Regions from separate parts of the Mus musculus genome. Here regions 1, 3, 4 and 5 are each linked to region 2. The links are chromatin loops, found by intact Hi-C in ENCODE. Cell type or tissue: heart. All regions are shown on one strand.

Evidence for each region. A loop is a pair of places that touch in the nucleus more often than their neighbours do. Peaks named below come from ENCODE experiments on the same cell type or tissue, not always from the same donor. Only the 100,000 strongest peaks of a DNase experiment are listed, where the experiment ranks them.
Region 1: it touches region 2 in a loop (2.4-fold over the local background); 3 of 42 quality-filtered maps call a loop at or near these places.
Region 3: a loop joins it to region 2, with 2.9 times the contacts of the local background. A loop is called at or near these places in 3 of 42 quality-filtered maps.
Region 4: it touches region 2 in a loop (3-fold over the local background); 3 of 42 quality-filtered maps call a loop at or near these places.
Region 5: a loop joins it to region 2, with 2.9 times the contacts of the local background. A loop is called at or near these places in 3 of 42 quality-filtered maps.

The regions. Positions count from the first base shown.
Region 1 is chr6:128,435,913-128,440,912 of GRCm38, reverse strand. It overlaps Fkbp4 (FK506 binding protein 4), which reads left to right and starts at 2,257. Exons shown (of 10, transcript NM_010219.4): 1 at 2,257-2,507; 2 at 4,199-4,343. The coding sequence starts at 2,403. Gm10069 (predicted gene 10069) reads right to left here and starts at 2,156. Exons shown (of 5, transcript NR_028593.1): 1 at 1,526-2,156; 2 at 1,217-1,398. In heart, a CTCF peak has its summit at 2,294; DNase peaks (open chromatin) are centred at 1,792, 2,192, 2,782, 3,072 and 1 weaker place; H3K4me3 peaks cover 3,228 bases; H3K27ac peaks cover 2,766 bases.
Region 2 is chr6:128,761,698-128,766,697 of GRCm38, reverse strand. No RefSeq gene overlaps it. Among named protein-coding and RNA genes, the nearest start is that of Klrb1c, 24 kb to the left of the region's middle. In heart, a CTCF peak has its summit at 2,248; DNase peaks (open chromatin) are centred at 2,337 and 3,227; H3K4me3 peaks cover 1,398 bases; H3K27ac peaks cover 362 bases.
Region 3 is chr6:128,421,570-128,426,569 of GRCm38, reverse strand. It overlaps Itfg2 (integrin alpha FG-GAP repeat containing 2), which reads left to right and starts at 1,660. Exons shown (of 12, transcript NM_133927.1): 1 at 1,660-1,852. The coding sequence starts at 1,757. In heart, no CTCF peak of the experiment used is centred here; a DNase peak (open chromatin) is centred at 1,889; H3K4me3 peaks cover 1,714 bases; H3K27ac peaks cover 1,683 bases.
Region 4 is chr6:129,230,675-129,235,674 of GRCm38, reverse strand. It overlaps 2310001H17Rik (RIKEN cDNA 2310001H17 gene), which reads left to right. Exons shown (of 4, transcript NR_040268.1): 3 at 2,522-2,611; 4 at 2,728-3,052. Among named protein-coding and RNA genes, the nearest start is that of 2310001H17Rik, 5.3 kb to the left of the region's middle. In heart, no CTCF peak of the experiment used is centred here; a DNase peak (open chromatin) is centred at 2,664.
Region 5 is chr6:129,258,216-129,263,215 of GRCm38, reverse strand. No RefSeq gene overlaps it. Among named protein-coding and RNA genes, the nearest start is that of Cd69, 15 kb to the left of the region's middle. In heart, a CTCF peak has its summit at 2,972; no DNase peak of the experiment used is centred here.

The DNA.
Region 1 (5,000 bases), 330 kb after region 2:
CTCCATGTTCCTACTGCAGTGCTCCATGCCCTTACTACAGTGCTCCATGCTCCTACTGCAGTGCTCCATGCTCCTTCTGCAGTGCTCCATGCCCTTACTGCAGTGCTCCATGTTCCTACTGTAGTGCTCCATGCTCCTACTGCAGTGCTCCATGCCCTTACTACAGTGCTCCATGCCCTTACTGCAGTGTTTCATGCTCACCGCCATCCCCACACACATCACATTATAGCAGTGGCCATCACCTATCCACTTACCACTGGAAGCCAAGTGCTGCACTAGACACACCGGAACATTCCCTCCTTTGTAACCACTGGGTCACCCTATTGACAGGACTCACAGACAAAACCTGCCCCAGTTTTGACAGCTATACTGCAAGGTGAGCCAACCCTTTGCTTATTGCTAACCAATAAGAGCTGTCTATCATAACCTTAGGTAACTTTGTGCCCGCAGTCTGCAGGCACTGAGTGCTGGTGCTGAGTGCTCCACTGGGAGGTGCTCATGAGATCAAAGGAGTTAGGCCTCCAACAATGCTGTTCTCAGGGAAGAGACACAAACTCACTGCTAATACTTTCTCCATCACAACTTGCTGTGCCAGATAACACCCAAAGACCATAATCAGCAGGTACCTATGTGAGCACCAGAAAGATAAGTACCATGTGCAAGGCAGTGGTATACAAAGGCTCCATTCACTACCAAGAGCCTTCACTACCAGAGTAGCCACACACACACCCCACATATTCTCTGGCAGTGTCTCTAGCCACCTAACAAATCAGACCATGGTTAAACTCATGAGACTATAAATTGCTGGAAAGAGTAGCTTACTTCTACAACCCATTTGTTTGGTTCCATCAGAAGGGACTACAATAAAATACCTAATATACTTAAACCATCATAATAAGGGTTATTATTATTTCACTTCTTTGGGAGGGATAATAGGGCACAAGTGTGGATGTCAAAAGACAACTTTGAAGGGGTTTTCTCAATACTGTGGGTGTTAGGGATAAAACCCAGGTCTAAAGACTTTCAAAAGCACCAACATCCACTGAGCCATCTCGCAGGCACCATATAATAACTAGCTTATTGCCTACTTAAACGCCATCACTTGCGTTGGACCACGAACAGCACCATGCTGGGCACACAGAGACAAAAAGTTCATTACACTGGAATGAAAACTCGCAAAGCCAATAATACAATAGGCAGGTCTGATAGCACTCACCAGGCTGTATAACTGGGTACTAAACTGCTGGGCAGAGTCAGGACCTCTCCAGACAGATCTTCCATCAAGCCAGCACTGTTCCGGTAATCAGAACTTCATGGTTTTAGCCACACAGACTCAGAACTCCACAGGCATCTCATAGGAGCAGCGAGCAGGTTGAGAAAACCTTCCTTCCTATTCACCTTTAGTAAAGAGGGGGAAGGGGGAAAAAATTTTTTTTTCGCGTGAGCTGAAACCATTTTGTGTGCCAGTACTAACCAAAAAAGGCTGATTAGTATGGTGGGAGAAAAGGAATTTTAACACACGTACCTCCACTTACAAGTCTATGGCTCTTATAAATCTGCTCATGGCATTTTTGCGGTGGGCCTGCCAGGCTGCAGGGAGGGCAAAGTTGTGTCCGATCTGTGCACCTGGGCTGAAACTGTCCCTACGGGGCCCACACTTTCAATCCCTCGACCTCTCTTTCCCACACTGCTCAGGTGCCCACGCCTGGAACCATGGGCATCTGTGGCACAATCACGGGAGGCCGATCTTTGCCACTTCACATCTGACTGCCTGTCTCCAGCTATTCCGCTGTGGGCCTGGGTGAGCAGGGCCGGCCACGAGGCAGGCCCGGACTTGGGAGGCTCGCCACTTGGAGTCCTGAGGATAGAGAAGGATCTGGAAAAATCGCTTAGACGCGGGCAGAGGGGTGGGGTAAGGGTGGGGGTGGGGCGGAACGACATAGGGAAGATTGTGATCCCAGAGGTCCTGGTGTAGGAGGAGGGCACTCCTAGGGGCCATCAACCAGAAAAGCAAATCTTAACAAAAACGACACAAACAAACAAAAAAACCAAACCACTCCAGTACCCTCAGTCCAAGAGCCTCAACCCGTTTAACCGCTTCTCTAGAAAGTTCTCCGCTCCCGCCCCTTTGCAGCCCGCTCGTGCCGCTCCTCCCTGCCCCGCCCCCGAGGCGGAGGGGACCAATTGCAGGCCGGGCCGCGCCAGGCCCGCCCCTCGGCGTCACCCCACTCGGCCGCCGCCGGCGAGCGCGCGGATAGCCGGGTGCGCGAGCCTGGAGCGCGGTTCGAGGTGGGCAGCGCCGCCTTCCGCCGCACGCCGCCCCGTCGCTCACTCCGGTCGGCGGCCAGAGTGCCGTGCTCGCGCTTGCCACACTCTCGCAGCCAACGGTGCGCCCAGCGGCCATGACCGCCGAGGAGATGAAGGCGGCGGAGAACGGGGCGCAGTCGGCGCCCCTGCCTCTCGAAGGAGTGGACATCAGCCCCAAACAGGACGAGGGCGTGCTCAAGGTGAGGGGCCGCGGAGTCCTCGGCTGCAGGCTCATGGGCCTTGGGGGTACCGCGGCCGGAGGATGGGGGGGATTCGTCTTCCCTGCGCAGGCTGCAGCCCTGAAAACGGCACGGCGGCTGCACGCTCCGGAGGGTGCGGCCCGGGTCCGGGAAGAAGCCCCCACTGCAACGCCAACTCGATCCGGCTGCACTGTGCGGCTGAGAGGGGCGGAGCGGAGCGCGAGAGCCGCTGCCAGGGGGCCCGGGCGGGGTGCACGAGGCTCGGGCGCGCCGAGGGACTCAGGCCTCGCCTCCCGGGAACCCCTCGGCCGCAGCGTGCGCCGTCCACCTGGACGAAGGTGCGCCAGGGCTCGCCCACTTGAAAGTTAAACATTAGCTAGGACCTGAAACGGCTCCCGGGAGCAGGTTCCTGGCCCAAAGCCCTTTGTGCCTTTCTGCGCCCCTTTTGCAATCGCCGAGATCCAGCGAGGTCACGGGCTCGGCCATGCTGTGCCCCCTTTCTCGGCCCGGGGAGAGCGAGAGCGATGCATGCCGGGACCTGTAGTTCCTCGCCTGCCCCTCCTGAGTCTTTCTGAGTTGGGGGGTACTGGGTGCTGGCCATGGGGGGAGGTGCATTGCCTTAGAGCCAGCGGCTCACTAATCGCCTGACTGCAAATAGCCCGAGGAGCGAGGGGGAGGGCGCCCTGACCCGGGTCGGGACAATGGACGCCGTTTCAGAGCAGGTTCTGCCAGCAGTCCAGGACGGTGAAATCCTAACCTGCATTGCATGTCTCCCTGCATCCATTGTTTCTCCTCCGTGAGTCCCATTGCTCAGTTTCTAGTGTGTGTGGCTTGTGCAAACCAGAGACCTTAGGGAGCCTCGTTGGTCCAGAAATGCTCCTGGCTTTTTACCTCAACTCTTGCTGCTCCCCGTGAACATGTGGCCCTTTCTCCTTTGCGCTAGGTTCTGATTCCCAGACGGGGTCTGTTCCTCTTTTATCCTCCATTCCTTCGCGGGGCCCTGTACATTCTTATCAAGGAAGCCTTAGAGGATGGGTTCCATATCTACCTATTGGCTCTCCTATGGGGTCACCATATATAAGAATGTTAAGCAGAAATAGACGCCTGCCTATACACGCAGGAGAGATAAAGGACTCCTTGGCTTGCCAGACAGGTAGTTTCCCTTCCCACATGTAGTTTCCAGCGCCTGATACAGAGCCTTTGTGCTCGGCTGTAATCTGGTCCTTCCTTTTTCCCAGTTTTGAGGGGATCTTTTTCTTTTCATTACTCCTGTTCCTTTCTATTCAAACCAGACCCTGATCTGGTGATCCACTACTTTCTATCAGGTTTTTGTTTTTATTTTTGTTTTCCCCCAAACACCTCTGGAGGATAGGGGTTGTCCTCAATGCCTGACCGATAAGTTCTGGATAGTTTAGCAACTTGTCCAAAACCATAGACAAAACTTGAACCCAAATTATATGCAGTTCTCTAAAGCAAGACCTGGAGGGAGATGGCTAGGGAGGTTAGTTGAATCTAAGCTAATCACTGGTATCCATCATTTGAAGACTAAGCTCTCGGACCTGCTGAAAAGAAGCAGGGGGCAGTGGGTGCAGCCGAGTCCATCCAGTATGTGTCTTTGGGGGGCTTATGGGCAGTTGGGGCCCTTCTGCCCACATCCTTAGGTACTCACCTTCTCTTCCCCTCCCCCCCAGGTCATCAAGAGAGAGGGTACAGGCACAGAGACACCCATGATCGGGGACCGAGTCTTTGTCCACTACACTGGCTGGCTGCTAGATGGCACAAAGTTTGACTCCAGTCTGGACCGCAAGGACAAATTCTCCTTTGACCTGGGAAAAGGTAGGCTTGGTTAGTGGGTTGGCAGGATAGATAGGCTCCGAAGTTGATAGCAGCTGTCACAAGAAAAAGTGACGTTCCCAGCCAAGCTGGAGCTGGGCTCAGCACTGCTTACCTATGTTTCCAGCGACCAGAGATTGAGGCAAGCCTTGAGCCAGTAGTAGTTCAAGCCAGCCTTGGCAAAAAAGCACAAACTAGCCCTCACAAAAGAAAAGGCCACCAGAAGGAAGCTTAAGAAGGAATGGCCACAGCCGGGCGTGGTGGCGCACGCCTTTAATCCCAGCACTCGGGAGGCAGAGGCAGGCGGATTTCTGAGTTCCGAGGTCAGCCTGGTCTACAGAGTGAGTTCCAGGACAGCCAGGGCTATAGAGAGAAACCCTTCCTCGAAAAAAAAAAAAACAAAAAACAAAACAAAACAAGAAGGAATGGCCAAGAACCCATATGTTACCCATCCTGTGTTTCCTTCTCCTCTTGTGGGACAGACCAGTTCCTCCTTAACCGCCTCATCGATCCAGCGCTTCCCTTGCTTCTTGAACTGTGTTGCAGGGTTGAGAGATCTTTTAATGTCCTAAGAACAACACCGCCCTGCTTGTCCCCTGGTCCTCTTTCTAGAGGTGTTCAGATTCTGCTTGGGTGTAGTGCAGTGTCTATCTTTGGGGA
Region 2 (5,000 bases):
AACAGACACGTGGTATTTTTTGGAAGCTGTCTGGGAAAGGGGCATGCGATGTTTTGCTAGAGCAGACACTTGAGAGAACACATGGTGTCTGGGATGGGCATAAATATGACCCAACAGACAGTGGGCAACACTGAGTGGTATTACAAGGACAAGGTATTACAAGGTATTAGTTCACCTTGCCACTCTTTGCTGGACATGTTGGGCTTTGCCGTTGCTGGTCTTCGCTGACAGTGCTGTCTGGTGTTGGTTCACCTTGCCCCTCTTTGCTCAGAACCTTGCAGTTTTTTCTGGATTGCGCTGTCATTGCAGATCTGTAGTGGTGTTTGTGAGTGGATTGAGCTGCCACTGCTGACGTGAGTGAACTGAACTGCGATTTCCTGGCAACGCAGACTGGATTCTTCACAAAGAACTATTTCTAAATAGGTCCACATCCTCGATTTCTGTCCAATGCAGAAATTGGCCACTATATCATTTACTTTTCTGATGCTGGGATTGAAAGATCCTGACAGAATGTAAAAGGTCACAGAAGCCCTGAAATTGGCAAGATAGATGTCACTGTTAGCAGAACTAGCTTCACTGATTTAGAAAAATAGAGGTGCACAGTGCTCTGGCCACTCCTGGAACCTGTGTGTCTGCCAATGTTTTGACCATTCCTTGAACCCATGTGTGTGCCCACTGATGAAGCCCATTGCCAGGTGTTTGCTATATTGGTTGCTGGGGAAGAGTCAGAAAATCTCCCCAGCAACCACAGCTCGGCCAATCCTGAGTTGTTACACCTGCACCAGACTCTTTCCTTGTACCCCTCCCATACCCATTTCTTGAGAATAGACATTGTTTAGATCTGGAAATCCCCTACTCCTCTTACTCCTTTCTCCCCTGAGGGCCTATAAAAACTGGGACCTCTTTCCCCTCGGGGTCAACTCCTCTACCCCTGCGTGGGATACGAGTTGTCCCCAGAGCTCTGGCTTTCCCTGAATAAAGCCTCATGTGGTTTACATCAACCTTGGTCTATCGTGAGTTCTTGGGTGTCCACTACTGTCCCGAGGCCTGAGCGAGGGGCTCCTCTAGGAGTCTTTCAGTATAAAACATCATGTCCAAGGCAATCTATAAAAGAAAGAGTTAATTTTGGCTTATATTTCCAAAAGATTAGAATCTATATTAGCAGGGCAGAGCCAGCAAGCAGGCATGATGGCTGGAACAGGATGCTAAGAGCTCAAATCTTGAAGCACAAGCAGGAAACAGAGAGAGACAACTGGAAGTAAGGCGGGACCTTACAGTCTCAAAGCCTGTCCCCAGTGACATGTGACATACTCTTCCAGCAAGGCCACACCTCCTAAATCCAGTGTTCAAATGCTCAAGACTGTGCAGGACATTTCTTATTTAAATCATTACAGTCACCAGTATACATCACCAACAATGAGCAATGTTAGGGGAAAGCTTAAATAATTCCACTAACAATACCAGGAAACAGACTGAATAATTTAGGAATAAACCAAATTATAAATGGGAATGTTTCACATAATGAGAGTCAGAAAACATTGCTGCATGAAGTTAAAGCAAACACTAATAAATGGCGTCTTGGGTTAATGAGTTGAATGAGGAATATTGTTGAGATGGTCAGACTAACAGTGATCTACAGGTTCAAAGCATTCCCTATCAAACACTAATAATGTCTTCTAGAACTGCATGGGAGTTGAATCGTTCAAAACACTTCAAATATGTACAAAGCTGTGGGCTTATTTGAAAACACACTAGTAACCTATAATAATGAAGTAAATATGAGATACTGACATAGAGGAAAAATAGGTCAAAGTGAAAAATAGAGAGCAATGAATATTAAATGTTCACGTAATGGTAACATGGTTTTCACAAGGTTACCAAAACCACACCATGGGGGGCAGGGTCCAGGGGGACGACAGCAACTACAGTCTATTGAGCGAATGATGGAAAAACTGAATGACAGATTTAGGTCTTACTGTTTACCATGTACAAAAATTAAATCTGAATGAGTTAAAGAGATAAACAAAACTCTAACATTCTAAAATTTCGATAGCAAAACATAGAGGAAAATACTAATGTCGTTGTATGTGGTGACTTCTTGGTTGTGACATCAAAGTACTGTCCAGAGACACGGGAATAGGCAAAAGAGGCTGCGTGAATCTTGAAGATGTTTTACAATGGTCTCAGTTGAGACTGAATACAGAGCTGCCTGAGGGTGAGGGAGTGCGCTTCCCGGGAAGACCGGCAGGGAGCGAGAAGCGCCTTCAGGGCTTTTGAGGCAATGAATCCTTGGAGAAAGGGGTGGTGGCCATGAGTTCGGGAGTGTTGGTGAGTCCTGTTTAATGCTAAGGTTTGGGTGGCGGGAAGGTAGGGCGTAGTACTGCAACTAAGGCTCCGGACTCCTCCTCCATGGGCGGGGCTAGTGACGTCATGATAGATCGTAGTTAAATATGTTTGAAAGAGCTAGAACAACCGCCGGTACTGGTGGCGCAGGCCGGTAGGATTTGCTGAAGGAGGCAGAGGCAGGAGGATCTGGAGTTCGAGGACAGCCTGGTCTACACATTTTTTTTTTCTCGCCAAGAAAAGACCAGCTACCGAATGAGATAAAGTACCCATGCCCACTAAAAATCCAACACCCACGAAACCTCATTGCACCCTCATCTCGCTAGGCAACCGGCACCTAGCTCGCACCAGCTTCTCCAGATACAAAAGCACACCTTAAACACGCCTACCCACGCCCTCACTCCGCACTACTCTCTTCCTCACAGGCTCCCTTTCCCTCACAATACCCCTGCTCAGCCACTACAACCCTTAAGTTACATTTCTCTACTTCTACACGCTCAACGGCTCTGCCTCTAGACATCAACTTCAGGGCTCATTGTCTGGCCTCACAGGGAACAGACACAGCACAGAGATCCGCATTCCCAGTCTCTGCTCCACGCCCTGCATGTGATACACAGATTTGTCCTCTCCTGTCTGCCCTATTCTTTTAGCATCGTGACCTCTTTTCCTCTTCACTGTGCCTGGTACACTTTCTGTCTCCACCAGCTGCCTTTGCTGGTGACCCATAGTCTTCCTCCATCCTCCTCCTCCTCCTCCTCCTCCTCCTCCTCCTCCTCCTCCTCTCTTTGATAACTGTCACTACTTCATGAACACCTCTCTGTGTCACCAGGACACAGGCGTTCTCATCCTCATTCATCTTTCAAAGGCTCCTGAGATGAGCTGCCCCTCACTATTCACGGCCCCTTGGTGATCTCTCACATGCCCAGACTCCTGTAGTAGGGCCAGGGTTCCCACGCACGGGGGCAAGCCTTCCTGTCATGGCGCCACTGTGCTTGTATGCTTACTGACCAAGGCTCCACAGGCCTCTAGGTTGACCTCCTGGGGGGAGTTTTGTGTTCTCTGCTAGTGATGGGACTCCTACTGTCCTTGCTAATGTCTGATGCTTGCAGTCGTCAGGACCCAAGCGTCCTCTGTGCTTGTGGAGCTAGAACATAGGGATGAGGCTGGCTCTGGACTCTCAATGTCTTCCTCACATGGCAACTGGGAGGCTGACACTAATTAACTCCTTCTTAAAGCTGAAGAATGTGGGGTCCTGAGCACACAGCAGTCGCTGTGTAATTCTTCCAGACAGCAAGCAACCACGACTGTTGTTTCTACCCTATGGTCGGTTGGGTCCTGTTGTCATCAACATGAGCATATGAGTACTTAGAACCCTGCATGCATGTCCCATGGGCCACAATGTTCCTGGAAACAGTTAGGATGTAGCCCTATACAAAATTGTAAACTTTCTTAAAACATGATGGTTTTGTGTGTATGTGTGTGTGTGTTGTTTGTTTGTTTGTATGTTTTAACTCTATCATGTGATTCTCAAGAGTGAACTTTGTGGGTGACAACATCCTGTTGAAGTGTCAAAAGCTTGGGTATGTCTGTTTGCACACGTGGTCCTTACCGTGTGAATACTGAAGGGGCAGGTTGATGAAGCAGTAGGGCATGGTCCTTCCTAGCTTGTCTTGACTCTAGTCATATAACCAACCAGGTGGTGCTGGGCTATAAGAAAAAGCAAACGGAGCTAGCCATGGGAAACAAGCCAGTTAGCAGCACTCCTCTGTGGCCCCTGCTTCCATTCCTGCCTCCAGGTTCCTGCCTTGAGGTCTGCTTGTTGAGGCTTAAGGGGGTTTAAGAGGTCACAACCCCTTGAATGCACTAAAAGAGGACAGGAATAAAGTCCCGACTGAGGTCCAAGAAAAGACAAAAGCTGAATGGAGTAATGAACTCTCTAGGACCAGAGAGGTGCACTCAGTAAAGACGTATAAACACTGAAGGAAATGCAGGATGAAATGGAGATAAAATTGGAAACCTGATTATTTCATTTGTTAGAGACACTCACAGTTCTGGACAAGGGGCGCCTTCAGACAGCAGCAGCTTTTACTGTGTGAGGACTCCAGTCTTGGTGGAGAGAACCAGACCAGAGCAGACCCTAGCCAGACACAGCTCTGCCTGGTGACATATGTTTTAAAGGCTATTCTAGACCCACAGGCTGAGTTTAAATGGCTGTTATGTAAAGAAGGGGAGGACCCCTTGGGGAGTATTGCAAGGTCACCCGTGGCATTTTGGTAGAGACCAAACTGCACTATGGTCTCTTTGTCCTTCCTTCAAGGCCTCCGGGAAGGCTTAGCAAGCTGAAGGGATGTAGCAAGTTTTCTGTACATGCAAGGGCATCACTCAGTCCAGTGGCTGTGTTCTCATTTTCATCGCAGTGGCTCTCTTGTGAACCTAGCGCACATTGAGAAGACTCAATGAAAAACCTTCCTTAGGAGAATGGAGCAAGTAGAAGATAGAATGTCAGGACGTGAAGGCACAGTAGAGCAGCTGGAACACTCAAACAAAGAAAGAAATAAAATGTATTTTTAAAAATTATTAGTATTATTAAACATTAAATGTTATTAAAGAAAATAATTATTACATATTAAATAATTTAAAATAAATATGTAAGAATT
Region 3 (5,000 bases), 340 kb after region 2:
TTTAAGTTTGGTTCTGTTTTCTCCCTAATAGAACGAGATGACAGCAGGTGAGTTTATAGCACCGGGTATACCCAGGTGACTTAGACCTTCTAAGGGTTGTAGCCATCCCCACAGCTCACTACCAGTAACAGGGACTGGTAACTGGGAATGGATCTGCAGTGCCTTTTTCCTTTCTACTTTGAGCTGTCAGAGCCACGAAAACCAAATCCATCCTTTCCTCTAGGGTAGAAAGGTCTCTCATCTCAGACTTCTTTCACCACCTTTGACATAGAACGTAGGACATCTCTGGTCCAGCACCCCCTAAGATGAGAAGCCAAATGTAGATTAGCTTGCACATGTAAAACTAAAGGGTTTTCCTCCTTAAGAGAGTCTCAGTGTGTTTCAGGCTGGCCTCAGACTGCATGTGATTGACAATAATCCTGAACTGCTGCCTCTGCGTCCCTAGCGCCAGGACTACAGGAATTTCTATCGAGTGTCTTTTGTTTTTATTGACTTTTTGTTGGAGATGGGGTCTCATGTAACCAAAGCTGACATAGAATTACACAGCCAAGGCTGATACTGATCTCTTGATCCTCCTGCCTCTGCCTCCCAGGTGCTAGAATTACAGGCGAGCACTACCACATGTAGTTTAACTAACACTCCTGTTGCCTTGATCACATCTCAGAAGAAAGGCAGAACCTGGTTTATCAGGGAAAGTATCCCAAGCAGCCCCAGTCATGAGAATAATGGCCCCACCTAAACTAGAGTAAGGCCACTAGAAACAGGTCTCTTTGTGCTGGGGTGGGGCTACATCATGCCTCGGGTCCAGAATCCCAGCAGCCTTCACTTCCATGGGAACTGCAATAGTGACAAAAGAGCTCTAACATTTTACATCAGACATCTTGGTTTGAATCTCACGTCTACCACTTTCTGCAAAGTTACTCAATCTTGATGAACATGGTTTCCTCACCTGAAGAAACAATAAAGCTTACATAATTTTGCTGATTAAATAATACATGTAAGGTGTGCTTTGCAATAGGTATTTTTCAAACTGCTGCCCATAAAGTACACAGCATAATTTTTTCATTATAATCCAGGGTATATATATATATATATATATATCCCCAAAACAAGGCTTTAACAAAATAACACGATTTACTACTTAGATCTTTTTCTCTTTGTCTGTTTTCATATTTTTAAAATCTTTGTGGTGGCTCTCCTGCTACATGTGTATGTGTGCATCACCTAGGTGCCTGGGAAGCCAGAAGAGGTTGTCTGGCGTCGGACTTCTTAGAACTGGAATTACAGATGGATGGGTGCGAGCACCATGTCGGGGCTAGGAATCTTCCCAGGGTCCTCTACAAGAGCAAGCAGCCAGTGCTCTTAATTGCTGAGCTCTATTTTTGGCCCCTTAAGTTTTGTTTTTGTTTTTTTTTTAACGTGGGTTGTAATCCACTACATTGCGTTGACAACTCCATTAGGGAATTTCATAAAAATTGTTGGAAAACAAAGCTGTTAATTATGACGGCTATTACTATGACCCGAGGGATGGTCTGAATCCCCCTCAGAGAAAAAGGTCAAGCCCCAGGTATCAAGTCAGCTCCTGGCACGGAAGGCCCGCCTCCTCCCCTAAGGTTAGGGGAAGAAAGCCGGAACTCAAGGCTTAAGCGGTGACGTAGACTTCCGGTTCGGTGGCCTGACACGCGTGCACGGCTGTCCTGAGGGCTCGGGGGTCGTTTTGGTGCAGTGGCCCGGCACCTCAGCCCTCCAGAGTGCCATGAGGTCGGTTAGTTATGTGCAGCGCGTGGCGCTGGATTTCAGCGGGAGTCTCTTCCCGCACGCCATCTGCCTCGGAGACGTGGATAACGACGCGGTGAGTGCATGCGCACTGCAAACCACTGCATTTGGGCGGAGCGAGATGGGGGTGGTGGGAACGACACGATGGCGTGTTGTGCGCTTGCGCACTGGAGTCAACATGGCGTGCGGAACAGAAAATTTTGATTGACAGTATCGCTCTGAGACCGTCACTGCAGGAGGCTTAGTTGGGCCAGAGCCTCTAGTAGTTATTTTTTGTTTTAGCTTTAAAATTTATGTGTAGAGTGTTTTGCTTGCATGTGTGTCTGTGTACCGTGTGTGAGCAGTGCCCGTAAAAGCCAGAAGAGGAACGCTGGGTCCCCTAGAACTGGCGTTAGAGACATTTGTGAGCTGCCACTGCTGGGGATTAAACCCCATTCCTCTGGAAGAGCTAATGTCCTATCGCTGAGTCATCACTCCAGCCATATTTTATTTTTTTATCATTAATTTTAAGAAGACAGGTTGTTGGTTCTCTTGCACAGTTCAGTGATTGTCAGGATAGGAGGTTGTAAAAGCCTGTTTCCCGCGTTATTTCCTTTCGTAGCCGCAATTCCCTTGCAAAACATCTTTACATTTCAAAGCCCATTTTTTAACCTGTAAATTGCATTTAATAATATCCCTCTACCTATAGCTTTCCCTCCCCCCCCCCCCATTCCCCATGCTACCATGCTTGCCCACACTCTTGGCTGCTATTGCCACACTGTTGTATTGCTCCTACACTGGAATTAACCGGTAGATATCTCTGCTGCCTCCAACCTACCGCAGATACCCCATAATCAGTGTGGACCATGCGAGGCTTCTACTGTGCCTACCCAGAATTGACTCAGGTGTCTGGCGACTTTGTAGTGTTACCTCTTCGTTGAAATACAAAAGCAATTTCTACCTACTTTTTTTCTTTCCTAGGCAGTTGATGCTTTTCTCGTCATTTAAATAAATAAATGCACATTAAGCAGGTAGAACGATGACAGGCACACAGTTAAGGCTCTGGAACTGTTAGTGTTAACAGTATTAGCAGCCCCACCCCACCCCCGCCGCCAGGCCTACCATAGGAAATATTAAAAAAAAAAAAAAATGGGACTGTACCTAGTATGTTCAGATTTCTTTCTTTCTTTCTTTCTTTCTTTTTTTTTTTTTTTTTTTTTTTGGTTTTTTCGAGACAGGGTTTCTCTGTATGGCCCTGGCTGTCCTGGAACTCACTTTGTAGACCAGGCTGGCCTCGAACTCAGAAATCCGCCTGCCTCTGCCTCCCCAGTGCTGGGATTAAAGGTGTGCGCCACCACACCCAGCTTTCAGATTTCATTTCTTGACACCATTACCTAAACAGCACAGCACAGCAGCTTCAGTCCTGCATAACCTAACGGTGGATACTTTGAGGGATGCATTATTGGGTTACTTTGCTGTCCTAACATTTTTTTAAAATATTGATTGATTGATTGATTGATTCTATGTATGTGAGTACACTGTAGCTGTACAGATGGTTGTGAGCCTTCATGTGGTTGTTGGGGATTGAATTTTAGGACCTCTGCTCGCTCTGGTCAACTCAGCTTGCTCAGTCCCTGCTTGCTCCAGCCCAAAGCTTCATTTATTATTATACATAAGTTCACTGTAGCTGACTTAAGATGCACCAGAAGAGGGCGTCAGATCTCATTACAGGTGATTGTGAGCCACCATGTGGTTGCTGGGATTTGAACTCAGGACCTTCAGAAGAGCAGCCAGTGCTCTTACCCATTGAGCCATCTCACCAGCCCCCTGTCCTAACATTATAGTGTATGCTTACACAAACCTGAATGTATTTATCCTGATATATGGAGCCTACCACTGACCAAAGTATATGCAGTATGGGTCTGTATTTAGCCCTTGAGACGATTTAAAGTATATGGTAGCAGCCTGGGGATGTAGCTACCAAACACTTGCCTGACTATGAACAAAGCCCTGGATTGAATTCTCAGTACCACAAAAATAAATAAAAGAATAAGAATTAAGCTGGATGGGATGATGCATGTCTTTCGTCCCAGCATTCGGAAAGCAAGGGCAGGCAGATATCTGAGTTCTAGTCTAGTCTCATCTACAGAGCCAGTTCTAGGACAGCCAGAGCTACCCAGAAACCATGTCTTGAAAAACCAAAAAAGAAAAAAAAAAAAAAAGAACTAAAATGTAGTTGAGATAATGTGTAAATGCTACTGTATGGTTTGATATAAGGCACTTGATTTGAGTATTCACAGAGTTCCTATGATCAATGCCCCACAGATACAGAGAGAGGTTCAACTGTCATTTATGCTTTCCTTATTTTGTTTGTCTAAAATGGGAACTCTGAAGGCACAAATAGTTGTGAGCTGTCATGTGGATGTTGGGGAGCAAACTAGTAAGAGTTCTAAACCACTAAGCCCCTCTCTGAACCGTTTCATCCCCCATACTCAATAATTTGTAAATTACGCTTGCTTTATTTGCATGTTTAAGTGACAGGGCAAGCACACACACATATACATACACACGCTCACAGCCACAGGACAGGTGTAGAGGTCAAAGGACAATTTATAGGAGTTGGTTCTCTCATCCACCAACCACATGGATTCTGTCCAGGGATCAAACTTGGGTTTTTGATTTAAACTTGTTATTAAAGGCAAGTATGAAAAGCAAAATATTACCATATATTACCAAAATATTACCATATAGTGGAGGTGTTGATCCAGTGCTATTTTAAAAGACAAAGCAAATGTGATTGTTTCAAAGCCACCTGAAGAACTTTGCATGGGGTGGGGGCATGGAAGAGGTTGAGAAAATTGACTAGTTAACAAGTGATCAGTTGTACCACATGGTCCATATAAGTGCAGTTATAGTCTGAGAGTGTAGCCCAGTGGAAGGGCACTAATCTAGAACGTGTGCGGCCTTGCATTCTTTCCCCACAGCCATTCTCAAAGAGGGGGTGTTGTGGGGATTGTAGCTAAGCATGATGGTACATGTCTGTAATCCCAGCACTAAAGAGGCAGAGGCAGGAGTGCCACTGCCAGTTCAGCCTGCTCTACACAGCAGATTCTAGGCCACCCAAGGCTACAGAGTGAAACACTGTCTCAACACTACCAATAAAATATGATTAGTAGTCCCCAGACAATTGGAGCTTTGGGAATGGAGACAAAGACTGATTTCAATTTGATAAACCCTTAGCCTAA
Region 4 (5,000 bases), 470 kb before region 2:
TTGTAAGCCCCTCCTGAATCTGCAGGGTGTCTGAGCCCATTTCCATCTTCTGGACAGAGACAAGGAAGGAAACGTACAATATGGCTGCTAACCTGCTCCCCACCCTTTTCCTACCCACTGACACCCACCCTCAGAGGGCTTCCATCCCAACATGCTATGTGGAAGAAGTCCTCTATTTTTTTTTTTTTTCATATTGAGGATTTTTGTTTTTTTTCCATGAAGTCATTTTCCTTGTGTCAATGCCTTCTTTCTCTACTCTTGTTGGGCAGTGGAAGGGATAAGCAAGGCTCTCTGTATTGGTAATGGGTAGCTCTAGGTAACTGGCTGGGGGGGTACACAAATGAGCTGAGAAACATCTCTTCTTCCTCCTCCAAGTCCTGTCCCACAGGCTGTGGCACCAGTATGTAGGGACCTGAAGGAAAGAATGGGTGTTGTACTTCTAAAAAGATAAGGAGAAAAGAAATATGTTTGGTGAATAAGTAGTCAGGTTTAGGGAAGGGGGTGCCTCTGCAGGCCCTTGATAAGGCATCCCTTCCCCCTGAGGGACCAGCTACAGGATGGTATAGTACGGAATAGTTTATTCAGGGCATGGGGAGGGGAGTTGAGATGGTAGTAGAGACAGAGAAAGGTGGGGGTAGGGGGGGTGGGGGTGGAGAGTAGGGAGTAGGGGCTGGCCATGAGCACTTGGAGAGAGAGGGAAGGGGAATGTGGGGGGAGGGACAGGACGAGAGGACAGAGCAGAGCAAGAAGGCAAGAGCAAGAGGGAGAGAGGAGGGGCAAGCAGCCCCTTTTATAGTGAGTCAGGCACACCTGGCTGTTGCCAGGTAACTGTGGGGGCAGAGTTTAGACAAAATGCTAACAATGGGTGCTGGGGTCAGTTGGACATAAAGGACTATAGAGACCCTGGAGGCTTGAACACTCCCATCCACCTGCAGAAAGTGAAAAATAAGGCTGAGTTCTGCAACATTTCCTGCCTTTCAACAGCAACTAGGTGGGTAACCACGCTGGCTATTTCTGCTGTTAGATCAGAAACTTTTGTTTCCCCGGCCCCCAACAGAAGGAAGTGAGATTGAGATATTCTGGGTGGCAAAACACCCTAGGAAAAACACGTACAACATCCACAGAACCATAACCATAATCTGTCAAACCCACCAAGCTACTCACCAAACACACATGCACACGTGCACACATGCACACACGCGCACACACACACACACACACACACACACACACGCACGCACGCACGCACGCACACACGCACACACGCACGCACACACGCACACACGCACACGCACACACACACACACACACACGCACACACGCGCACACACACACACACACGCACACGCACGCGCACGCACGCGCACGCACACGCACACGCACACGCACACACACACACACACACAAGAAAGCTATGACAAAAGGAATCAGTTTCAAGAAAACTCAAGCGTGTTTTGCCAGTGGGAAGGGATGGGACAGCACTACCTCAATCACTTCTCTAAGTCTAAAACTAAAACAGCTACGGTTTGTTTATTTGTTTGTTTTAAAGAAGTGTTCTGCCCCTTACAGATGGTACTTCTTCAAACGTTGCTTACACTGTTGTGTAAGAGATTGTGGGCCAAGGTTGGGTGGAGACAGATGGGGAAATGCTAATGTTTGTAATTTTGGTGAAAAGGGGGACCCAGAGAATAATGGGTTCCAAGGTGGGAACTCGGGTGTGTCGAGGATGGGAACGAAGCCAGAGACCAGAGGTACAATTACTTCTGACACTCTTCACAGGTTTGTTGAAGGTGCGCCTCATTGGGGGTCTGCTCAGAACACTTGCATGTGGTCAGCAGAGGGTGACTGGAGATCAACTTTGTCCTTCAGAGATCAAAATATAGAGAAAGCTGCTAAGGTGTCTGGGGGAGGGGAAATCAAACGTAATTGAGGAAAAACCTGGGGATTGGATGGGAGAGGGATACCCGAGGTCCCACCTCTAGCTGAGGAACTAACAACAGCAGTGGCGCCAGGAGGAGGGTCTTCAGAGGTGCAGTTCTGAGGAAAATGGGCAACTGGCAAGGCATAAGAGACAGAAATAGGAGAGTTGGAGGGAATACACTACATTGTGTCTTATATATGACATGTTCAAAGAATAAATTTTAGGTATATACTTAGAAAAATATGCTGCTGCTGTAACAACCTGTGGTCCAAATTCATGACTCTAATACAGGGCTGAAGATGGCCATGGTGCTGATTTCATTACAAGGGCAATTTTATTTGGCAGTTATGTTATCCTCTTCTATAACAAAACAAAAAGTAGCAAATAATAATACCTTATAAAAAGGGGAACGCCAGGGCCAAAAAGGGGGAGTGGGTGGGTAGGGGAGTGGGGGTGGGTGGGTATGGGGGACTTTTGGTATAGCATTGGAAATGTAAATGAGCTAAATACCTAATAAAAAATGGAAAAAAATAATACCTTATAAAGAAATATGAAAACAACTAGACATAACCAACACGACCTTAATTGTCATTGATGTAGGACCACCTGACATGGTTAAACAGCCCTGGCTTAACGTTCCAGACACTGCTGCCAATACTTGCGGCTGTTAGTTCCTGATTTCTGCTTAAGGTCGGTACTTTCCAGTAAAAACCGCCTAGATACGCCTCTGCCCATATTTGACTAACAAAATGCGTGTTAGCACAGCTTCCTGATGAGCTGTCTTGCAAATCTGTCCTATGCTGCAGGCTTTGCAGTTCTGCTTATAGTCCTGTGATCAGAGACACTTCCTCCTGTGGCAGCTGAATTCCACGTTTCCCGAAACAGGATTTCCCTATTTTGTAGAGAACTTCCATGATTGAATCTTCCTGCTTCTGGAAATAAAATGGGTAGTCCCTTGCATACAAAGCTTGGAGGGTGTCTCTCATTCTTCTCTTCTTCTGCTTTTTCTCATCTACCTGAGAATAATTTTAAATGGATCGAAGGAATGAATGTCAGCCACCAAACTGAGAAGTTGACTTGCCTTTAATCACCTGTAACTTTGTTAGAATAATAAATTCTGTAGAAAGCTAATCTCTGTGTTGTTTGTCTTTTGTTGTTTTGTTTTTTAAGTGGATCAAATAGTTTCCAAATAACATTGGCTAAGGTTTGAATACTAAATGTCTCCCTGAGGCCTATGTGTCTTGCTAGGCAGCCTGTGACACTGTTGGTTGGGAAAGAGCAGGAACTTAAAGATCTGGGACTTACTGGAAGTAAACTAAGTCACTGGTGACTGTGCAAACGACAGCTCTCACCCTAAAGGGAAGAAGAGGTAGTTTACTGGGAAACCATTTTGAGTGACTATGGCCCAGGAACATAGATTTAGGTTACTCCACATTCCATATTCCAACGTGGAAACAGTTCTATGATGTTTAAGGATGCCACAAATCAATGTGAGTTTAAAATACACTGGTAGGAACATGAGAGAGGCAGGGAACAGCAATCTCTCCTCGAGGCTTCGCACACTATCTGATGACATTGTTAGCCTGGGGAGGCTAGTTGACTGCTAAGTCTTTTGGTATTCCAAAAGTCTTTCCCCCTTAATCACAGGATGTGGTAGTTCAACACAAACATGGTCTAGGAATTCAGAGCTAAAGGAAATGAGGAGCAACATTCCCACTTCTTATCTGCCAATCTTTGAAGACATAACTTCTCTTCAAGGATGCCCATTGACACCAGGACTATAGTTTTGGAAGATTATGTGACTCTGTTGCCCTTTTCCTTTCATTTCTTTACAGGGGTGGGCAGTTCTGATCTCCCCTAAAACCTCCCCAACCCCATTCTTGTGTGTAACCTTAACACGGGCCCAGAAGCAATTGGGCCAACCAGCCATAGTCTGAAACTTATGCAACTACTACCACCAAAAATGAGCCTCTTCTCTTCATAAGTTGGCCATCTTGGGTGCTTTGTTATATCATCAGAAAGTTGTCACAATGTCCTTTACCAAGTAACTTTACCCCATATTACTCTGAAACAGAATTCTCTGTGCTTCTTCCTCATTGGTTTATTGTTCCTTCCATAAACTTGACCTCAATTACACCACCACCTCCTCCTCCTCCTCCTCCTCCTCCTCCTCCTCCTCCTCCTCCTCTTCCTCTTCCTCTGTGCCAGAAAATTTCTCAGGCATTTAATTCAATGGATCTATTAAAAGGGTAATAATAACTCTTGATGCCCTTTTATCACAAAGGCCTATTGTCAGGAATTCAAATGGATTTGCTTCCAAATATACTATAAGAAAATTATTTAGGTGTGGCTTGCCTTAGCTACAGAGTGAGTTCAAGGTCTGTTCGACAACCCAGTGAGAACCTTTCTTAAAATGCCTCCTATAAAGAGGGTCAGGAATAGAGCTCTGAGATAGAGTGCTGATCTAGCACTCACAACACTCTGGGTATGACACCAGTTGTGTTTTATAAAAAGATAGGAAAAGGCAGGGATATGTTCAATGGAGGTGAGGTAAGGTGTTGGGGAAGGGGGTGCCTCTGAGGGACCTTCCCCCTCTGCGGTACCAGCCACAGGACGACAGTATAGTATAGAATAGAGTTTATTTAGGGCATGGGGAGGGGAGTTGAAAAAAAGGCAGAGAGAGAGAGAGAGAGAGAGAGAGAGAGAGAGAGAGAGAGAAGAGGCCAGCCATGAGTATGCAGGGAGAGAGAACGGGGAGAGGAATTGGGAGAGAAAGTGAGGAGGGGTCAAGCAGCCTCTTTTATAGTAAGTCAGGCACACCTGGCTGTTGCCAAGTACCTGAGGGGCAGAGCCTAGACTAAATGCTAACAATTCTTCCTACCCTCTCTCCCGTTTTGGTTCAATTTAAAAAGGAAAACTTAGAAAGAGGTGATCATGGAGCAGGAGTAGGGTCGTCATGTTCTTTAGCTACTCCCTGCTGACTTTGGTGCAATGTATCTCTGGGAAGCCTAGGAAAATGGGTAGGGGGATGTTGGTCCAGTCTTAGGAGAGTTGGCTGTTTCCTTGCTGTTCAGGGTCT
Region 5 (5,000 bases), 500 kb before region 2:
AACAATGTTTAGCAGTGGAGAATTAAGTAAAGGATCTCTTGCTAGGGCTCCTTTCCCTGGTCAGCCAGCCAGGAGTCTCTTGCTGGCCAGACAAGAAGCTCTGAGCTTGTTAACTCTTTGTGGACTACTTAGACAAGAGAAGAAAATAAAATCTTTTACACAGGCAATATGCATAGGTATACACACATTCATATACACATACACACAGACTCACACACACACACAAGCTGGACCCCACCATTTGTCTCATCAACTCCACAAGTGTTCCTGTACCAGTGGCCTCCAATGGCACCAGTTCTTTGAAAAAGGCAGCCAAGGGATATGGAGTCAGTGGAGAGACCGAAGTTTATTTATCTTTGGCAATCCTTCTGTCAATAATTCTTTGCTATTTTAAGGCCAAAAGCCATTGGTTTCTGGTAATAAACACTTTCTGTTAGCATCATAAGATTAGGGGGAAAAAAAGAGAGAGAAAGCTTAATTGTTAGGGTTCCCTTCTATCTCACTCAAAGGAGCCCTTGCTCGCCGGGTGAGAGGCTTGCTAACTCTTTTTGAGCCAGAGAGAGAAGAAAGGAAAGGAAAAGAGTCACTCACACACACACACACACACACACATACTGAGTGAAACAGAAAACAGTTACACCACCTTTCTTTTATTGCTTTCAGCTTCTTATAGCTTTTAGACAAAAAGTAATCTATGTAAGAAAGAATTACCTCATATATAAAATATTAAAAATAAAGGAAAATAATTAAAATCCTTTACACATTTAAATATGCATAGACATACACACATTTACACACACATGTATTTTGGTTAGGCATGGTCATCTGTCTCAATCAACTCCACTAGTATTCACGCATGCTTGCATATTCCTACACATGTATATGTGTACACACACACACACACACACACACACACACACACACATACACACACACACACACACACACCACACACACCACAACTGGATGAATGGACAGATGGATGGGGCAGAGCCTCCCAAGCCAACAACCTTATTTCATACCTTCTTAGACAAAAGTTCTTCAGAAAATTACCTCATATATAAGATGTTACATAAAATGGGAGCTATAGACGGATGTTGATAAGTTCAAAGCAGTACTTCATTTGCAACAGTGTACTTTGCCTTACAGAAACTTTGCAGTTTCCTGAAGTTCCACTTATCAGTTGCTGATCTTGGAACCTGAGCTGTTGGTGTTCTGGAGATGGGAACAACCTAAATGACCTTCAATTGAAGAATAGATAAAGAAAAGGTGGTACATCTACACAATGGACTACTACTATTCAGCTAAGGAAAAAAAAAAAAAAAAGACATCATGAATTTTGCAGGCAAATGGATGGAACTTGAGAATCTTATCCTGAGTGAGGTAACCAGGTCCCAAAAGCACATGCATGGTATGTATCTACTTATAAGTGGATATTAGCCATGAAGTGCAGAGTACTCATGCTACATTCCACAGACTTAAGGAGGCTGGACAGGAAGGAAGGCACAAATGAGGATGCTTAAGTCTCACTTGGAAGGGGGAGTGGAATAGTCATGGAAGGCATATGGAGAGAGGGAACTGGGTGGGAGAGGGGATCAGGAGGGAAGTGGAGAAGTCTAGGGTCAGGGCAAGAGGATGGCTGGATGGCCATGAGAATGAATGGTAATTTGCAACTGATGGGGGGTGGACTAGGTAGGGGGCATTTCCAGGAAGAGACAGAGACTTGTAATAGGGGAGGCACCCAAGAATCAGTGGTGGTGTCCTTAGCTGTGATTCATAGCATTAGGAATATGGAGCCTAGGGAGGCTGCCTCTTGTGGCTAGGCAGGAACCATGGGGGAGCAATAGGGACACCAACCCACCCACAAACTTTTGACCCAACACTTTTCCTATCTACAGGAAATGCAGGAATTGGTGATAGAGCCGAGACTGAGAACAGCCAACCAATAACTGTCCAACTAGAGATCTATCCCACGGGCAATAACCAATCCCTGACACTATTAATGATACTCTGTTGTAATGCAAACAGGAGTCTAGCATGGCTGTCCTCTGAGAGGCTCCACCCAGCAGCTGACTCAGACAGATAGAGATAATATCCACCGCCAGAGGGTAGAGCTTGGGGACTTTTATAGAAGAATAGGAAGAAGGATTGCAGTCTTTGAGGGGATAGTAGTGCCACAGGAAGACAAACAGAGTCAACTAACCTGAACCCTTGGGACTCTCAGAGACTCAACCATCAACCAAAGAATATGCATGGGTTGGACCTAGGCCCCTCGTACATATGTAGCAGAAGTGCAGCTTGGTCTTCAAGTGGGTCCCGAACAAAAGTGAATAAGTAATAGTAATAAATTTAAAATCGATCAAGTTAAACCTCCCAAAAAAACTTTTTTCCTAAAATTACTTGAATCAAATCTTGAATTCTGTAAAACCATTAACTCATCTAAACACCATTAATTCATGAATGTTCATCTTTATATTGGTCTGCAGGAAATTTTCTCAATAAGGTGGGATAATGACCAGGAATTGTTAAGCTGTGTAATGGTGACAGGAAAGGCATATCAGCTTCAAGAAGCAATCCTGACACCTTACCTCTCAGAGCTCACGCATTGTAGGCCATGCCAAAAAAAAAAAAAAAAAAAAAAAAAAAAATGGTGGGCCATCTTCAAGAAAGTTACCTGCTAGCCTTAATCTCTGACAGTGAAAGATTAGGCCTCCTATTCTACGATACGTGTACAAAATATCTTTATATTTTATATACTGTATTTTTCCCAAAGTGATAATTTTCTGTTTCTTAGTAACTTCAAGTGTTGTCAGTCATAAGAATATGTTTAATTTAAACCAACACAAATATAGATCCCTTATATGTAATAATTTCATTATTCAAAGCTCACATGTACTTTCCAGTGACAAATTACCAATATTAAAGAGGAGTTTGTTTTCAACCCAATACAACACCCTTACTGCAGAGCTCTCTAGTGGTGACATAGAGCCACTGCACTTTTATTTTAAGTATGTTTCTATGTGAAACATGATTTATCTGTTGGTGATCATGGCTCAGCAGGTAAAAGTGATGATCTGCCAAGCCTAATGAGTTAAGCTCAATGCCCTAGACCTATTTAGCAGAAGAAACACTATATTTGTGAATAAGAGCCAAATGGTGGAAAGAATCAACTCCTGAAAACTCTCTTCAAACCTCCACACATGCATGCTCACATACACATAAAAGAAAACTAAAACTTTGTTGGTGACTATGGGTCATAATGATATGTGTATGTTTCAAAATTGCAAAGAGGATAAATTTCAAATGTTTTCACCTTAAGTAGAAAGGGCTTTGAAGTGATGGTTTTTTAAGATTACGTTTTTATTTATGCATATTCTAGACACACGAAATCATGCAGCAGATACCCCAGGGTCCTTCCCTTCAGCAACATGATTTCAGTCTGTATATGTGACTGGCATTGTGTGTTCACCCATGATCAGCTAGTTACTTTATGGCATTTCCATGCACATCATATGATAGTAAAGAACATTTATGTGTGTGAAAATGTAAACTACATTGCTGTCAATTAAAAGCAATGGATGTAATGAAATTATCTGTTGCTTGATATTAAATATAAATGTGGCTATGCATGCCACCATAGTAACATATTACCATGGTAATTAAAGGTTGTTTACCTTATACACTACACATACTCATCCTGTGTTATTAGCATATTGTACATTGTCACATAGTACTTTCTTGTGTGGTTAAGAGAGGCTGACAGATATGTGGGTTGGTTTCTGGTGTTTAATATTTCAAATGATGCTTCTGTTGTTGTTCCTGTTCAGTTCCTTAGGGATATGTATATGCTAATTTCTTTTGGTGTTATAGCTGTATTATATGGTCCTAATTTGCTCATTTATAACAGGTAATGCTAAATACATTTCTTACGCGGTTATTTCAATCCACATTCACAGGAGCAGTATATGAGTTCCCATGGCTCAACATGCTTGCTAAATTTGATACTTTTACCTTTTTAAAAATATTGAGTTGATATATACATATATTTGTTGTTCAAATTGTTTACACTTGATTCGTTACAATGGAGGTTGAACACCTTTTGTCCTTCTACTTGGAATTTTTTTATGCTGCACTTTGCCTCTCAATTTTGCAGTTCTACTTCATAGGTTCTACTAAATGGATAACGAATTGATACTGATGGGTTGTCCTGTGGAAAATCAACCAGGAATAACTACCTTCACAGGCTGCAAGTTATAAGATTTGGGGGAGAGAGAGCTGGGGTGGTGGTGGTGGTGGTGGTGGTGGTGGTGGTGGTGGTAGTGATGGTGTGTGTGTGTGTGTGTGTGTGTGTGTGTGCATGCATGCAGTACCCATGGAAGCCAGAAGAGGGCATCATAGCCCCTCAAGCTGTAGTTACTGGTAGCTGTGAGTGGCCCCACTGTGTTATTGGGAACTGAACTCTGGCTCTTCGAAAGATCATGATGTATTCTTAACCACTGAGCCATCTCCTCCACAGGTAACAGTATTTTGTGTTGTCTGACTCTTGAGTGAGCAAGCATACACATGGTCATGTCAGTTTTCCTTGGGACTATCTAAATGGCAAGATCCTTTCTCTATATACCACTATGGGAGATGTATATATCACTGTGTTTTAGAGACTCAGTGCCAATCATTAGAAAAATATCCCAAGGCCAAAGGCCAAAAAGAAACACGAGTTTTCGTATTAAACTTTAAGTGGATTTTAAAATGTTCCAATGAAAAGTTCATTTTTATTTTAATTATGTTTTCTACATGGGCATGTGAAGGCACCCTCCTTAAAATTTATTTTTTAGTTGTTACAATATAAAGAAAACTTAAACAGTGATTTCCAGTTAGTCTTGGAGTTGGTCTTTCATATGGCGATTTTTGTATACTTTTTCTCTAAGACTTATTTTATTACTGTTAAGTGAGTGGGGCTGGAAGATAATTTATTTACACTCATGTGTACAAGTTCCTGCAGA